2 separate regions of the Homo sapiens genome follow, and region 2 is linked to region 1. Evidence: chromatin contacts called from ENCODE Hi-C or POLR2A ChIA-PET data. All regions are on one chromosome and are shown on one strand. Each heading gives the region's core, a stretch centred on a gene start or an enhancer-like site at or near the end of the contact. The rest is flanking DNA. Distances are from core to core; before and after follow the strand shown. Region 1 overlaps SIL1 (SIL1 nucleotide exchange factor). Region 2 has its middle 27 kb from the start of SNHG4.

The links. Hi-C counts contacts between places; a loop is a spot of excess contacts on that map. ChIA-PET counts read pairs that join two places held with the same protein, here RNA polymerase II (POLR2A). Pooled maps may share reads with other maps.
Region 2: a pooled map shows a loop between it and region 1 (4-fold over the local background). The contact joins two enhancer-like sites. A Hi-C loop is called at or near these places in 4 of 50 pooled maps. POLR2A ChIA-PET finds 5 or more read pairs at or near these places in 5 of 52 experiments (GM12878, H1, HCT116 and 2 more).

What each region holds. Positions count from the first base shown.
Region 1 is chr5:138,980,067-138,983,301 of GRCh38, reverse strand. All of the region lies in intron 7 of SIL1 (SIL1 nucleotide exchange factor), which reads left to right. Among named protein-coding and RNA genes, the nearest start is that of LRRTM2, 110 kb to the right of the region's middle. Within about 2 kb of position 1,541, at least 3 of the 41 ENCODE cell types and tissues checked have a DNase peak (open chromatin) inside an H3K27ac peak, as active enhancers do.
Region 2 is chr5:139,245,166-139,248,356 of GRCh38, reverse strand. No RefSeq gene overlaps it. Among named protein-coding and RNA genes, the nearest start is that of SNHG4, 27 kb to the left of the region's middle. Within about 2 kb of position 1,862, at least 3 of the 41 ENCODE cell types and tissues checked have a DNase peak (open chromatin) inside an H3K27ac peak, as active enhancers do.

The sequences.
Region 1 (3,235 bases), core at 292-2,791:
CTCCTGACCTCGTGATCCGCCCTCCTCGGCCTCCCAAAGTGCTGGGATGACAGGTGTGAGCCACCGCGCCCGGCCTTTTTTTTTTTTTTTTTTTTTTTTTTTTGAGACAGTGTCTCACTCTGTCACCCAGAATGGAGTGCAGTGGCATGATCTTGGCTCACTGCACCCTCTGCCTTCTGGGTTCAAGTGATTCTCGTGCCTCAGCCCCCCTGAGTTGCTGGGACTAATAGGTGCAAGCCGCCATGCCTGGCTAATTTTTGTATTTTTAGCAGAGATGGTGTTTCACCATGTTGCCCAGGCTGGCCTCGAACTCCTAACCTTAGGTGATCTGCCTGCCTCAGCCTCCCAAAGTGCTGGGATTACAGGCATGAGCCACCACGCCCAACTGGTAGGTGTGATTCTTGATGGCACACAGGAAGAGGAAGACTAAGCCAAGGAGTGGTCATGTCTAAGGGCTTCCCGCCAAGAGGATGCTTTTTGGAATAGTGCTTGATGCCACCCTCCACCCATGGGTGTTTTGTTAAAAGGTTAACTTTGCTAAACATCTGAAAAGAACTATGCTAGGGAAGTTCTGTCCTAGGGAGATGCCATCCAGGGATGCAGAGGGCCGCAGAGACCAGGAGCACCGGCATCCCACTGACTTGTACAGTGACCTTGGCCAAACCCCTTGGCCTCTCCTGCCCTTTACTTGAAGTGGGGAATATTCTCCTGCTCCTGCTGGAGCCATGGAGAGATAGATGAAATTGTCTCTATAAAATGCTCTGATTGTTTTGGAAGAAAAATGTTGTATCACTGCCAGTTGTTGTTGTTATTAACAGTGACACTTAAAAATCGATAGGGCATCGCTCTGAGGAGCTGCAAATACTGCCTGTGGCTGTTTGTTTTCCAATTTATTCTCACCTTTTCCTAATGGAGGGAGGGGCAGATGCTGCCCACCCTGCACACCTTGCTGGTGGTTGGGAGGATTTATCTTGAGGTGATGAGAACAAATGGGGCCGGTGAACTGGACAAATGCATTTGCCAGCTGGGTTTGTTGCCCATGGCAAACATGCTCAGGGAAGCCAGCTCATTTGACAAAAGTTTACTGAATTTCAACTCTGTTACACTCTTAGAGGATAGGAAGATGCATTTGGCATGGTTACTGTCCTCAAAATGTTTAGAGTCTAGACCAAGACATGAAGAATATTTAGAAAAAAGTACCTACAACATGTCAGGCACCGAGCTGAGAGTCACTGCATGCTCTCATTGAATCTGGCCAAGTAAGTACTGTTATGGAGTAAAGACAATTACTATTTCCATTTTATGCATGGAGAAACTGAGGCTTGGGGAGGTTAAGTACTTGCCTAGTGTCGCCCAGCTAGACTGTGTCAGAGCCAAGACATGAACCCAGGCAGCGTGACTTCAAAGCCAGACTTCTAACCACAGTGTGGTGCCAAGTGGTGATAAATGCTGAGAGAGAGAAAAAAAAAAGAGAGAGAGATTGAGAGCACGCGAGAGCAGGCGTGAGCGTGGGAGAGCAAGTGCTTTTCCTACAGGACTGACTTGGGTGAGATTTGCGCATCTGGGACAGAACAGAAACTCCAGTCCCTGCCCATCACTGGCCCACATACAATTTGGGTTCCTGTTGTTTTCTCTGTCCATGAATCATACTGAGCTTCACTCCTTGCCTTTATTTTCATGTGCCATCAGTCAGATCTAATCCCAGGGGGGAATATCCTGGTGCATGTGTATCAGGAGTGGGCAGTGGATAAGAAACTTGATTTCAGTGCCCCACTAGTCCCATGAAATGACTCTCATGAAATACTCCCATATGATCTGGACTCTGGGGAGGATAATTTGGGGACTCTCCCCTCCTTTTTTGTTACATTGGTTCTGATGCCTCCATAGTTGGATTCTCCAGTGGAGTCCTGCATTCACTTGCTCCCTCTTGCCAAGGGATCTTTTGGAGACTGTTGAGAACCTGAGTCACCTCTGAGGCATGAGTGCCATTATCAGCTTGTGGTCCGAGACCCAGAATGCTTCTCACAAGAAATCTCCTTCTTACTGGAGACAGGCACCCAGGGTAAACTTTTTTTTTTTTTTTTTTTTGGAGACAGAGTCTCACTCTGTTGCCCAGGCTAGAGGGCAGTGACGTGATCTTGGCTTGCTGCAACCTCCGCCACCTGGGTTCAAGCGATTCTCCTGCCTCAGCCTCTCAGCCTCTCAAGTAGCTGGGATTACAAGTATGCGCCACCAGAGCCAGCAAATTTTTGTATCTTTTATAGAAATGGGGTTTCTCCATGTTGGCCAGGCTAGTCTCAAACCCCTGACCTCAAGTGATCCGCCTGCCTCGGCCTCCCTAAGTGCTGGGATTACAGGCGAGAGCCACCATACCTGGCCCAGGGTGAACCTCTCATAAGAACATGAGGCTGCCATGGCAGCATTAGACCTGCCACACTGGGAGGAGAGTTTGCCTGTTGTTACCAAGCACAGGAGAGGGACTCTGCCACTGGGGAGGGGGTCAAGCACAGTATTTTTAGCAAGCAATCCTTTACTGTTTATTCAGCCACTTTAAAAATAGATACCACCCTTTCTTTCTAATTGGCACCATTTTTCATCCTCTGTCCTTGCTTTTCATACACTGAGCTGTTCATGAATATTTATTTACATTCCCAGAGGCAACTCCATATATGTGTGTGTGCATGCATGTGCCTCTAAAACTCACTGTGCCCTCCTTCCTTTCCCTCATGAAAAGTGACACAGTGGAAGTCTGGGATGGAAGGGCAAGGGCCCTTGCCTTTGAATACCTTTCTTGATGCTGCAACTGATGAGTTTCCAGACCTCTCTTTTGGACCCCTGCTTGTCTCTTAGGTTACCTCCTTCCCTGCCATGGGACTCATAGACTGGTTGTCCAAACTGTCCACCTTTTTTAGCACTTAGCCAACTTTAAGCACCCATACCACACCTCCAACCTCTTTGCCTGACTAAAATGCCTCCTCTCGGCAGTCAAGTCTAGGATCCCTGAGGTGCTTTGATGAAGCACCCTGGCATGGACATTCAGCTCTTCAGACTTCTTATTTCATTGTTCTTGGCAAAGGCTAGAAGAGGCAAGTTCATAGGCAAAATGTGGAAACAACCCTAATATCTGTCAACTTTATCTTTTGACTTCATCTCTTTTTCCTCAGTATAACCGCTTCCTGTCAGCCATGCTGACACACAGGCCCCTAGCGGTTTTTGTAAAGCAAGAGCCTAGAGC
Region 2 (3,191 bases), core at 613-3,112, 260 kb before region 1:
TTCGGAGCCCTGTCTCTTCCCCTCTCATTCATTCCTCTTGTTCCAGATCTCTGATCTTTATATACCTCCCCTTCTCCTTTCCCTCCTTCCCTCCCTCCATAAAGCAATAGCCTTGCTCTTTCCTCCCTAGATTGAAGGGCAGTAGTGTAGTAAAACAAATCGCTATCAACAAAAGTACATTTCCACAGTATTCATCCCCATGCCTCTGAGAAGATTTATCAGGGTCTCTCACCCTGCACTGTTATGTAAATATAATCTAACAGAAATATGATATCTAAGGAGTCTGAGGATAAAGTCTCCATAAAAACTATCAATTACTCACTGTGGCTTGGGTTTGGTTAACTCACTCACTGCCTTGCCTGGCTCCTGCCTTTCCCCATCTTGGGGGACAACTTGACAGGTGGTGACAGCTTATAAAAGATGCTTTCTGCTTCCTTGGGCCCTAGGAGGTCATCTGGAGGATCAAATGTTTGCAAAGTGCTTGAGAAATTATAAAGTGCTACATAATTCAAGGGTATCATTATTTCTATTGTCATGTGGGCTGTCTCTATGCCTCTTTGATTTGACAGATGTCTGCTCTGCCTGCAAGCCTCAGCTAACCCCATGCTTGGGTATCTATAGCCTCCTTTTGCCTGCCTGCACCTATAAGCATTACTATCTGATTTCCCTCTTTCTAGGTAGTCCCTGGGAACCCTGGAATCACATTGATGTCTGTTTGTCCTAATAGTTGAATAGGAAGATAAGCTGTTGATGGGGCTGAGAATCCTCTGAGTAGCCCTCCACATTTCCACCCCGGAGAGTGGGGCAGGTATAGAAAGGGACGGAGAACTAGAAGGGAGGCTAGAGTTGAAGCCAGACCCCAGAGCAGCTGTGCCAAGGGCCTCAAGATTGCATGTGCTGCCCTAGATTACTCAGGGGGCTGTGCTCAAAGAGGCCTACACTGCCCTCTGTTCCCAAGACAGGAAGAGGAGCCTGGCAGTTAAAGGCCCAGGATGTGAGTCCTGGGTTTAAGCCCCAGTTCTGCTACTTTTCTCTTTTTTTTTTTTTTGAGACGGAGTCTCGCTCTGTCACCCAGGCTGGAGTGCAGTGGCGAGATCTCGGCTCACTGCAAGCTCCGCCTCCCGGGTTCACGCCATTCTCCTGCCTCAGCCTCCTGAGTAGCTAGGACTACAGGCGCCCGCCACTGCGCCCGGCTAATTTTTTTGTATTTTTAGTAGAGACGGGGTTTCACCGTGTTAGCCAGGATGGTCTCGATCTCCTGACCTTGTGATCCGCCCATCTCGGCCTCCCAAAGTGCTGGGATTACAGGCGTGAGCCACCGCGCCCGGCCGAGCTCTTCTACTTTTCACATTTCCTCTCACTTTTCTTATTTGCCAGATGCCGGTGATAATGGTATCTGTATTAGAGTTGTTGTAAGGAATAAATGAGACAGACTTGTGAAGACCTTAGCATGGAGCAAAACCATTTTGTTGTTTTAAGCGTCAATCAGAATGCTTTCTAGATCATGTGCCTTGCCGGTCAAAGATCTGGCCATGAGGGTACAGAACTTGCCTGGTCACCTTTCCTAGGAAAGGGCCCTTAGATGTGGGTTGTGTCCATTCCCCCTTGGGATCAGGCTGCTTTAACCCAGCAGCCCCTAGGGGCTGCAGTTTAGGTACTGTAGGAGGCAATAGAAAGGCAAGAAGAGATTGGGGGAGGTGGGTGTCTCTTATGTAGAAATGTCAAGAGTCAGAGCTGAAAGTGAGGGAGGTGGCGGGGGTGGGGGGAGGAAGGAAGAATATAGGATGTCTCTAAGCTGCCAGAATCCGGATGGGGCTGCAACTCTGGGGCCCTGGCACTTCCTGCCACCCCCAGTCTTGGGAATGAGTCACTAGAGGGAGGAGTGCTGGAGCCATCATGCTCGGCCCACAGAGCATCGGGTTCTGTTCCCCAAAAGAGGACTGGTGGGAGGCAGAGGGAGATCCAGAGCTTAGGGGCCAAGGGGAGCTAGTCCAGGGGAGAGGGCAGGAATTCCTAGGGCTCAGTTCACCTATTGCAAGGCCAGGGAGGCAGGCCTTATCTTCTACCTCCTGTGCCAGCTTCATTCCCCATCCTGGCCATGAAAAATCAACCTACAATTTCTCTTCTGATTTCTGCCTCTGCCTGTCCTGAGTAAACTCTATCCAGTTTTCTCCAGAGAGGGCTGTTTCATATCCTTCTGGTTACCCATAGTAGGGGAGGGGACAAGGGTCTACTCTGCCCTTTTCCACCTGGCTGACTCTTAAAGTCTCCTCCCCTTTCAAAGCCTTTCTCTCTGCTTCTGAACAACCTGCCCATGACTCTGTTTTGGCCCTTAGCTTATTTATGGGGATTTTTATTCCAGAAATGCCTTATACCTCAGCCTTCCAGCTTCTTAGTCAGGGTCTTCCTTATGTCCTTAGAACACAGCCAAATGTTAGGCATAAATGTATGGATATAGCATTGGCCCACAAATATTGTTTTTTCTTCCTCACTCCTTTAATTGTTGGCATTCCTTGGCTCTTCTTTATAGTTTTCATTTACTGAGCACCTACTATGTGCCAGATGACTTTACATATTCATGTATTTAATCCTCAAAATGACCTAATACATATTTTACAGATGAGAAAACTGAGCTCAGTGAGGTTAAGTAACTTGTCCAAGGTTACATAGTCAGCAGGTGGCAGAAATGAGATTTGACAGCAAAGCCCTCACTTTTTTGTTTTGTTTTAAAAAGCTATTGGCTGGGCGCAGTGGCTCACACCTGTAATCCCAGCACTTTGGGAGGCCGAGGTGGGCGGATCACGAGATCAAGAGATTGAGACCATCCTGGCCAACATGGTGAAACCCCATCTCACTAAAAATACAAAAAAAGACCAGGCATGGTGGCTCACGCCTGTAATCCCAGCACTTTGGGAAGCTGAGATGGGTGGATCACAAGGTCAGGAGTTCAAGAACAGCCTGGCCAAGATGCTGAAACCCCGTCTCTACCAAAAATACAAAAATTAGCCAGGCATGGTGGCACGCGCCTGTAATCTCGGCTACTCGGGAGGCTGAGGCAGGAGAATCACTTGAACCCAGGTGGCAGAGGTTGCAGTGAACTGAGATGGAGCCACTGCACTCCAGCCTGGGCGACAGAGTAAGACTCCGTCTCAAACAACAACAACAACAACAACAAAATACAAAAATTAGCT